2 separate regions of the Homo sapiens genome follow, and region 1 is linked to region 2. The links are chromatin contacts, found by Hi-C or POLR2A ChIA-PET in ENCODE. All regions are on one chromosome and are shown on one strand. The core of a region is the stretch at or near the end of the contact, and the rest is flanking DNA. Distances in the headings are between cores, read along the strand shown. Region 1 holds the start of SRCAP (Snf2 related CREBBP activator protein). Region 2 overlaps XPO6 (exportin 6).

Region 1 (4,804 bases), core at 1,926-4,425, 2.5 Mb after region 2:
AAAGCAGCTGGGCGTGGTGACTCAAGCCTGTAGTACCAGCACTTTGGGAGGCTGAGGCAGGCAGATCACCTGAGTCCAGGAGTTCGAGACCAGCCTGGCCAACATGGTGAAACCCCGTCTCTAGGCCAGGCGTGGTAGCTCACGCCTGTAATCCCAGTACTTTGGGAGGCCCAGGTGGGCGGATCACGAGGTCAGGAGATCGAGACCATCCTGGCTAACACGGTGAAACCCCGTCTCTACTAAAAATACAAAAAATTAGCCAGGCGTGGTGGCAGGCGCATGTAGTCCCAGCTACTCGGGAGGCTGAGGCAGGAGAATGGCATGAAACTGGGAGGCGGAGCTTGCAGTGAGCCGAGATTGAGCCACTGAACTCCAGCCTGGGGGACAGAGCAAGACTCCGTCTCAAAAAAAAAAAAAAAAAAAAAAAAGAAACCCCGGCTCTATTAAAAATACAAAAATTAGTTGGGCATGGTGGCCAGTGCCTGTAATCCCAGCTACTTGGGAGGCTGAGGCATAAGAATTGCTTGAACCCGGGAGGCAGAGGTTGCAGTGAGCAGAGATCGTGACACTGCACTCCAGCTTGGGGTAAAGAGCGAGACTCTGTCTCTAAAAACAAAAAACGAAAAACAAAAAACAAACTATATAAAGCAGCTGGGGGCGGTGGCTCACACCTGTAGTCACAGCACTTTGGGAGGCTAAGGTAGGTGGATCACCTGAGGTCAGGAGTTTGAGAGCAGCCTGGGCAACATGGTGAAACCCTGTCTCTACCAAAAATACAAAAATTAGCTGAGTGTGGTGGTGCACACCTGTAATCCCAGCTACTTGGGAGGGTGAGCCATGAGAATTGCTTGAGCCCGGGAGACAGAGGCTGCAGGGAGCCAAGATTGTGCCATTGCACTCCGGCCTGGGTGACAGAGCAAGACTATCTCAACAAATGAATACATAAATAAATACTATGTAAAGCACATCAGAAAGCTAACCTTGACCTTAAGATCATGGGTGTGAAACACTGAACTATAGTGAAATATACTCCACATTTAGGTAGTCCTTTAGAGCTTTTTTATTTTTTCATAATTTTAAAATTTTTAATTTACTGTAGAGACGACGTCTCACTATGTTACCCAGGCTGGTCTTGAGCTCCTGGCCTCAAGTGATCCTCCTGCCTTGGCCTCCCAAAGTGCTGGGGTTACAGGTGTGAGCCACCGCACCTGGCCCTTTAGATCTTTCAAAGCAATTTTACATCAGCAATTCTATCCTCACTTTACAGAGGAAACTGAAGCTCAGAAAGGTGAAGTTAATTGCTCAAGGTCACATAGCAAGGAGTTAATGGCACAAGGCTAGGTCCAATTCAGGCTCTGGCCTGGGATCCCCTCTTCTGGGGGTGATGGGAGGAGGGTCTAGAAAAGATGGGCATCATCCACTTTTCTTTCAACCCAAACTTCATCTGTAAAATGGGACCAACAATCCTCTTCGCAGGGAAGAGCTAAACTGAATGGAGGAAGGGGAGCTTCATCAGGGCTTCCTAACCTGGCCTCTTAGCGGGGGCTTTAGGTGGTAAAATTTTATGACAGCGAGTGCATTCTTGTGGCTTAGACTGCTTGGCTAGGAATCTTGACTTCAGGATCTGTCACTGTGTTTTAACGCCTGAGCCTCAATTCGTTTGTAAAATGGAGCAGTTAGGATTAAAAGAAATAATCAAGGCACCAAGTAGTGTCAGTAGAAGGTAGCTGTTATTTATTGTTCTATTCTGGGGTAAAGGTATCAGATTCTCAAAGGGATTCTTAATCTAGAAAGTTTGCGAAGAGATGGCAAAGGTGTTTGAAAGCTATCAGGAAACCATCCTCGCGTAAAACGAAGCAGCGCTACAGAAGTGGGCTGCCATGGGAATCGGGAGGCCCAGGTTCCACTGCTAACTTGCTGCAGCTTACTGGGTGATCTGTAAATAAAAAGGGAGGTGGCGGTGGTCCGAGCTGGCAGCCGCAATGCAGCCCCAGGTAGATCTAGGGGCAAACGGTAAAGGCGCTCCGAGGAAGGGCGAGCGCGCAGCCTCTGGGAGACTACACCTCCCAGGCTGCCTTGCGCACCGTGCTGCACCCTACGCTAGCACGCGAGCCTCCCCGTTCCCCCACCCTCCAGTTACTGTCTCTCGCGAGAAGACGGGCCGCGCCGGCGATAGCGATTCCGAGCGAGTGGTGGTGGTAGTGGTGGTGGTGGCGGCCGAGACGGCGGCGGCCATTTTGGTGAGGCCTCGGGAGCGGCAGCGGCGGTTCGCTGGGAGTAGCGTCTGCCCTTTTTCCCACCCACCGTCCGCATCTGTGTGCTGCGCGAAGAGGCAGTGGAGGCAAGGCGGTGGCAGTAGCCGCAGTCTCCAGGGGAGTTTAAAGGCCGCGAAGGCGGTGGCCAAGAGGGGGCCCTCCCCCCTCCTAGGCGGGAGGGGGGGTGGTGCGCACGCCCCCGAGGACGCAGGTAAGGAGAGGGAGACAAGATGGCGAACGCCCCACAGTTCCCCCTCCCATGACGGCTGACTGCGCGCGCATCTTTCCGCCACCGCCTCCCCCCCACCTTCCCGGGGTGCTGCGCGCGCACCCTCAGCCGGGGCCCCGGGGCCGGTGCGCGAGGCTGTCGGCGCGCGCCCATAGAGACAGACTGAGGGGGTCAGGCCGGCCGGCGCTGGGCCCCGGCGTGTCTCCTCTCCCTTCCCGCCCTTCTGCGCACGCGTGCCTGAGCGAGCGAGCGAGCGAGCGAGCCCTGAGAGGACGGACCCAGGTGCGCTCCTGCCCGCCCACCAACCCAGTCACCCCTCAGGGGCGCGCGGGAAGAGGAAGGGGGGCGTGGGACGAGTAGTCGGGGCGCGCGCCCACCACATCTAGCCGGGGGACCAGGACCTGGTGGCACGAACCCTCCCTTCTCTCAGCCTTTCGCGGTCGGGTGATGGGGGGGCTCCCTGACGGGCTTGGATGACGAGCTTCCCAGCCCCGCGACCCTTGTGTGCGTGGGCTCGGGTTCTGGCGGGAGCCCCTGGGCCGTGCGCGCAGCCGGCTCGCTCCGCCTCCAGCCGCGCACGCGCGGGCCCCTCCCCCGCCCGGCGCGCACGTTGGGTGGGGTGGGAGTCTGGAGGGGGCGGGGCTATCTCAGGGCTAGTGGCAACTTGGGCAGAGGTCAGGGGTCACGCGAGGTCAGTCCGTCGGGAGGGCTAGGGAGATGGTCACGAAACCTGAAGTCAAGAGTTAAGGCTTGTTGGCTTCTGGTGAGCTCGGGTCTTGGGAACGTGTGGCGGAGTAGGGAGTGAATCAAAGCCGGCACTGTGGTTTAGGAATTTCCTTAAACACTGGGGAAGCATTTCCGGGCCTCCTGCGGGTTCACACTGCCTGTTTCCGGCGCGTGGTTCTTGGCAGTGCGGCCTCTCGCTTTTGACTGCTCCTGAGTCTCCTTTTGCTGTGGTTCTTGTATTTGGGGAAGTGTCTCAAGGCGCAGGTATGGGATATACAGCGCCCTGCCCTGAATCCTGGGCGGATTTTCCTGTGACCAGCCTGTTTGTTGACTCTTCCCGGGAGTTCCACTCTCACTTCTGCGTTCAGCCCTCACTGGAAAGGCCCGCAGGCAGGTAGCACCTTTCTGAGGTTCTGGATGTGACAGCTTTTTTTTGCTGTATTTTTTTTTTGTCTTCCATTCTGTGGTTGGAGCCTTTACACTTAAAATTTTTGAACTTTCTTTCTTCACTCCTTTCCTGCTCCTGCCCCCAGGCAGGATCGTATGTCCCTCCGGAATTCACAAAACATGATTTGCATTTCCCTGAAATGTGAGATTTTCCTACTACTGTAGTTTTTCTGTTTCTAGTCTTTTAACTGATTTGGGTATATTTAAACGTCTCAAAAAACTGGAGTAAATAATACGCTTTGATGGATGTTTCAGGTGTGATTCCCTTCAGTACGGCGGCACCGTGGAAGTGCAGACTTTCACAGGGGGTGTGGTCTCAGCTCACACAGGTGAGGGATCTGCTACCATTTTGTGTGCTGATGCTAATGGGAGAAATGTTTGAGATAAAGCAATTATAGGTCCGTATTGGGGATTTTCACTCTAGAGAAGCATGGGAATGTTTGCATGTGATTTTTCTGTAGAGGGTTTGATTATAGTACAACAACAGAACTGAGGCTGTGGGTTGAGGAAAACGTGGTCAACCTGGCTCTACCAGGAAGAGTAGCAGGTTTTCCTTGGTTTTGGCATCAGACTGTGGATTGAAGCCCTCCTATCACTTTTTTACTGTGTAACCTTCCGCAAATCATAAGGTCTTAACTTCGTAACTTACAAAACAGATTATATTAGAATGTAAGCTACATTTAGGTCGGGAATCCTTTCTGCATGGCTATATCCGTTGTGTGTAGGAGGAAGTCAATATTTGTTATGCTGTGAAAAGCACTTGGTTTTTAAGGTAGGTGTGAGGATTATAGAACACATCAAACAGGTACTAAAAGTATCTTATACATAGTAAGTGCTCAAGAAATGTAACCTGTAATTTCTGTGTTTCTCTTTATTCAGTGTTATTTCTGGTTTTTTAAAAATACTTTTTCATCCCCTTTAACTGCATTTCTGTCTTTTTTTTTTTTTTTAACCCTACTTTAGGTGCTCCAGAGGCTGGTGGACCTGAGCGGAGGCTGGGACGCCCTGGTGGGCCCCGGGCCCTGGAAGGCGGGTCCCGGTGGCCGGTGGCCCAGAATGAGGCCAGCTCCCAGCATGCCCTGCAGCCGGACGCCAGCCCCTCGGCCAGCAGTACTGGTGATAACAACCCAGTCATTCTTCAGGCATC
Region 2 (4,879 bases), core at 1,122-3,621:
ATATTCTCCATCCACAGCAAACACCATCAGGTCTGCGGACTGTTGCTTCTCACTCTTTTGCAGGTTTGTACCTTCTCCCTCACCACTATTTCTACGGAGCCCTAATCATCTCCTGCCTACGTTACTATAATTGCTTTTACCTGGTTTCCAGGTTTTCCAATTCCAATCCAAACAGTACTTTACCGCCAGATAAATTCTCTTAAATATAGATTTTTCTGCCCCAGTTATTCTTTTTTTTTTTTTTTTTGCTAAAGACATGGTCTCTGTTGCCAGGCTAGAGTTCAGTGGCATGATCCTAGTTCACTGAGGCCTCAAACTCCTTGGCTCAAGCAATCCTCCTGCCTCAGCTTCAAATAGCTGAGACTACAGGCACATGCCACCACATCTGGCTTTTATTTTCATTTTTGTAGAGCCTGGGTCTTGCTCTGTTGCCGAGGTTGGGGTTGAACACCTGACTTCAAGTGATCCTCCCACCTTGGCCTCCCAAAATGCTGGGATCACAGGTGGGAGCCTCTGCATTCAGCCTAATTTTTTTTTTTTTTTAGAGACAGAGTGTTGCTGTATCACCCCAGACTGGAGTGCAGTGGAACAATCACAGCTCACTGCAGCCTCAAACCCCTGGGCTCAGGCGATCCTCCCCACTTCAGCCTCCTGAGAAGCTGAGACTATAGGCACATGCCATCACACCGCTCCAATTATTCTAAACCTAGCTTTAATTCTGGAGTGACTAAGCAACTCAGCTATTTGTTGGAGAAATGAGAATTCAATACTCACTAAGTAACTGATATTGCTTAAATTAAGCCCCTGGGATACAATGATGAGTAAGACGGTCCCTAACTTCAAAGAACTGAAGGTGGCCTAGCAGTTACATCCTGTAGTCCTGGCGTACATATAAACAGCCTCAGAAGACCAAAGAGAAAACTAACTCTATCTGAAGGAAAGAAAGCTTCAAAGGGGTGATTTGGGTTTTGAAGAGCAAGGAAGTTTACTAGGAGGATAAGAAGGAAAGCATGCCTGATTCAATGTCACTCGCCATAGGAAGCCACTCCAATCTGAACACTCATGGTCTCATAAGCGAGTACCTAGCCCCATCCTGCATTTGCTTCTGAGACTGCAATTTATAGTTTAACCTTCATGAATTTTCCTACACAGATTACAGTACAGATCAGGTCATTTACATCTTGTGTCTTTGTCTTGTAATCAGTACTACAGAATTTTGCCCTTGGTGCTGTTCTCTGGTCATTTCAGAATGGCAAAAGTTTTAAAATGCAGGCTCTAGGGTCAGGTTCCCCAAGTTTGAATCCAAATGTGCAGCTTGACCTTGGCCTAGTTATTTAATGTGTCACTGTTTCTTCTTGTGCACAAGTGGGGACAGTAAAAGTACCTAACATATTGGGTCATTCTGAGAATTAAATAAAATGTAAAATACATAGTAAACACAATGTCAGGCATGAAGTGTGGGCTGAAAGTCACTGTTCATACGTCATAGATATTAGGCTTCTCTACCCAGAACATCAACTGTCTGGAAAGATGCTCTATCTAGTATGTCTGTATTTTCTACAATATCTACCATGGGCTGGTGGCTCAACTATCTTAAAGACCAAATTCAAGACAGTAAAAGGAACAAGAAAACTGTTGGTATCACTTTCAGTTTCTCAAGAATACTGGTAATTCCTCCAAATTGAAGATACATGTGACTCTTTACATTTTCCCCTTTAAGGGTTCTGACCATAAGCAGACTTCTGCTCACACGCAGATTCAATCTGTGTTGAAAAACAGGAGACTGCTAACACTGAGACTGAAGGTGGATAATAAGGTGCTTTTCCCTAAGATGTAGCAGCTAGAAGGTGGTTTCCTCAAACCCTGATTAAATCTGTAATATGTTACCTAATGGCCTCTAAAACAACCCCCTCTAAGCATAACCTTTTTACAAAATTAATCTTGGGGAATAATGACTATTTTTTAAATTTTTTTTAAATAAAGATGGGGTCTTGCTATGTTGCCCAAGCTAGTCTTAAAACCCCCAGGTTCAAGCAATCCTCCCACCTATGCCTCTCAAAGTTCTGGGATTACAGGCATGGGCCAACATGCCCAGCCAAAAATGACTATTTTTTAAAGACACTTCTATTAAGCTTTTTGCCATCCTTTCCCAGAGCCTCATTTTGTATAATCTACTAGGAGGTGAATCATATGGGTCTCCTATATTCAGGTTCATGGGCTCATAGATACCAAACCTCAACAAAATGAGGACTAGTATCCCAGAGTGCCATTCAAATATCCCTGTGGCATATCTAGAACAGTGTCATTACCCTATTTGCTGTATATAAAGGTTTCGAAGAAAAGTGATTCTATCCCTGCTGCCAACGAAGGTTAAAAAGTATGCAAAACATATCCGGTGTGTTACAACACATGCGATTAGCAAAGATATTCAAACTCATGTAAACTTTCTCTGAAAGCTAACAGGATTACCATAGATGTCTAAACTCTCAGATCATCACTCTCACTTCCCTACACCCTTCACCACTGCAAAAAAAAAAAAAAAAAAAAAAAAAAAAGGAGAGAAAAAAATCTTTGACCTGTAGGCCTGCACACAAGTATGAGATGAAATACTAAGCTTAAAATAACATGCATGGGAACCAGGGCGAGTGACATCTACCTATCCCCCTCCTGAAGTCATTCAGCTCAAAAAGCCAGAAAGCTAGAAAAGTGCATCAAGGAAGCCCCAGTCAGGAGAACGACATTCAGAACAATGCTTCCTCCCATCTCTCCCTCCGGTCACTACTGCTCTTTTGCATCCCAGCCCGTAGATATTTTCCTTTTCCTTTTGTTTTCTGGAGGCACAGGTCTTGCTCTGTCGCCCAGGCTGGAGTACAGTGGCACAAACTCTATCTCCCGGGCTCAAGCTATCCTTCTACCTCAGCCTCCCAAGTAGCTGGGACCACAGCTGCACACCACCACATCCAGCTGATTTTTGTATTTTTTGTAGAGCTGGGGTTTCGCCATGTTGCCCAGGCTGGTCTTAAACTCCAGGGCTCAAGCGATCCGCCTGCCTCAGCCTCCAAAAGTGCTGGGATTAGAGGCACGAGCCACCGCGCCCAGCTGACACTTCCTTTAAAAAAAAAAAAAAAAAGCACAGCATATTGAAGTGGAAATCTCACTTTATTCCTCTATTTAAAAAAAAGAAAAAGTGGTGAAGCCCACTGACCCTCCACAGTCTAGCAGTCAGCAGGGCAATCAGGGAAGCCCAGAGACACTGGATGACTCGCTCAAAGACACACAGCCAGTGAGCAGCCAGCCAGAATCTCAGCCCCAGCCACACCCATGTGAGTTCCTTTCCTTAGCCTGACTGTGATAGGACAGCGTAAGGCCAAGCAGAGGGAAGACCGAGGTACAAATATACATTGATGTAATTCATTCTAAACATTGTGTACAAGAGTTGCAGGAGAAAAAAAAATGTCTTCTACTGAAGCAAACAGACAACCACAGCATGTAACAGGACTGCTAAGGCTGGGCAGGCGCGCCCACCCCTCTATTAACACAATCTGGAACAAAGTCATCCCCTCGCATGAGAAAGGCTTCTTGTTTTCTTGTCTGCAGCTTAGATCTAGACATAACTTTGCACAATATCTTCACACAGACATTTAATATTTGATTAAAACATACACTCTGGCTGCATCTAAACATAATTTTAGTCATTAAAAAGCACTTTTCTGCTTTAATCTAAAACTACCATAAAGTTGATCGATGGCAGAACATTCCTCTATTATTTCTTGGGTTTGCACAAAGTGCCCAGTCAGATTGTCTGTCTCTTCCTCTAATTACTGCTGAGGACCAAGAGTTAGAAGCAAGATGACTGCCGGGTGTCTGGGCCAGGAAGTTCAACTGATCCCACTGTGGCAGTGATAACATGGAAGCAGCATATTTTCTCCCCATGGAGACCAGTTAGAGGAAACATCTTTGTATACAGAGGATGGTACGTTTTATGCTGGGAAACCTCATCCACATAGTATTGGAGAATGCATAAAAACAAGACTCATCAATCAGCTACCAATGGAGAGGTGCACCAGTTTCTTTCTTTATTTTTTTTTTTTTTTGAGACTGAGTTTAGCTCTATCGCCCAGCTGGAGTGCAGTGGCACAATCTCAGCTCACTGCAACCTCCACCTCCCAGGTTCAAGCAATTCTCGTGTCTCAGCCTCCCAAGGAGCTCGGATTACAGGTGCCCGCCACCACACCTGGCTAATTTTTTTTGAATTTTTATTAGAGACAAGACTTCATCATGTTGGCCAGGCTGGTCTTGAACTCTTGACCTCAAGCGATACCGCCCACCTCGGCCTCCCAAAGTGCTGGGATTACAGGCCTGAGCCAGCGTGCCCAGCCTGGTTTCAATAATTTTAAACAACAAATCTAAAGACTAAAGAGCATGACAAGTAAATGCTACACCTGACCACAGATTGATCCTGGACTGGAGGGAAAAAATGCTATGAAAGGCATGACTGAGCCAATTGACAAAACTGGAATACAGGTGGTAGTAGGTTAGATCAAAGTACTGAATCAATGTTCTATTAACCGAAGATGGTAACTGTACCATAGTCATGTGGGAGAATGCCCCTATTAAGAAATATATGATATAGGGCAATGGACCATGACAAAGGCAACTTACTCTAAAATTGTTCAGAAAAAAATACATGTGTGTGTGAATGTACATGCATGTACATGCATATATGTCTATATATACATATAAAGAGGGAACGTGCAAATAACGTTAACAGGACAAAATATTAACGGTAGGTGAGTTTGGGTAAAGGGTATGAGAGATCTTTGTATAACTTATTCCTTGAAATCTTTCTATTTGAAATCATTTTGAAATAAACAGTTTT

What was found. A loop is a pair of places that touch in the nucleus more often than their neighbours do. ChIA-PET counts read pairs that join two places held with the same protein, here RNA polymerase II (POLR2A). Pooled maps may share reads with other maps.
Region 1: a pooled map shows a loop between it and region 2 (8-fold over the local background). The contact joins the promoter of SRCAP here to the enhancer-like site in region 2. A Hi-C loop is called at or near these places in 2 of 50 pooled maps. POLR2A ChIA-PET finds 5 or more read pairs at or near these places in 2 of 52 experiments (BJ and activated T-cell).

What each region holds. Positions count from the first base shown.
Region 1 is chr16:30,695,996-30,700,799 of GRCh38, forward strand. SRCAP (Snf2 related CREBBP activator protein) reads left to right here and starts at 3,176. Exons shown (of 34, transcript NM_006662.3): 1 at 3,176-3,247; 2 at 3,913-3,986; 3 at 4,621-4,804. It overlaps LOC730183 (a long non-coding RNA gene), which reads right to left and starts at 3,065. Exons shown (of 2, transcript NR_144637.2): 1 at 2,886-3,065; 2 at 1,712-1,936. RefSeq lists enhancers at 1,987-2,076, 2,107-2,296, 2,953-3,247 and silencers at 2,417-2,826, 2,967-3,196.
Region 2 is chr16:28,186,145-28,191,023 of GRCh38, forward strand. The region is part of intron 1 of XPO6 (exportin 6); the gene reads right to left. Among named protein-coding and RNA genes, the nearest start is that of XPO6, 23 kb to the right of the region's middle. RefSeq lists enhancers at 1,528-1,697, 2,782-2,831 and a silencer at 3,224-3,363. Within about 2 kb of position 2,372, at least 11 of the 41 ENCODE cell types and tissues checked have a DNase peak (open chromatin) inside an H3K27ac peak, as active enhancers do.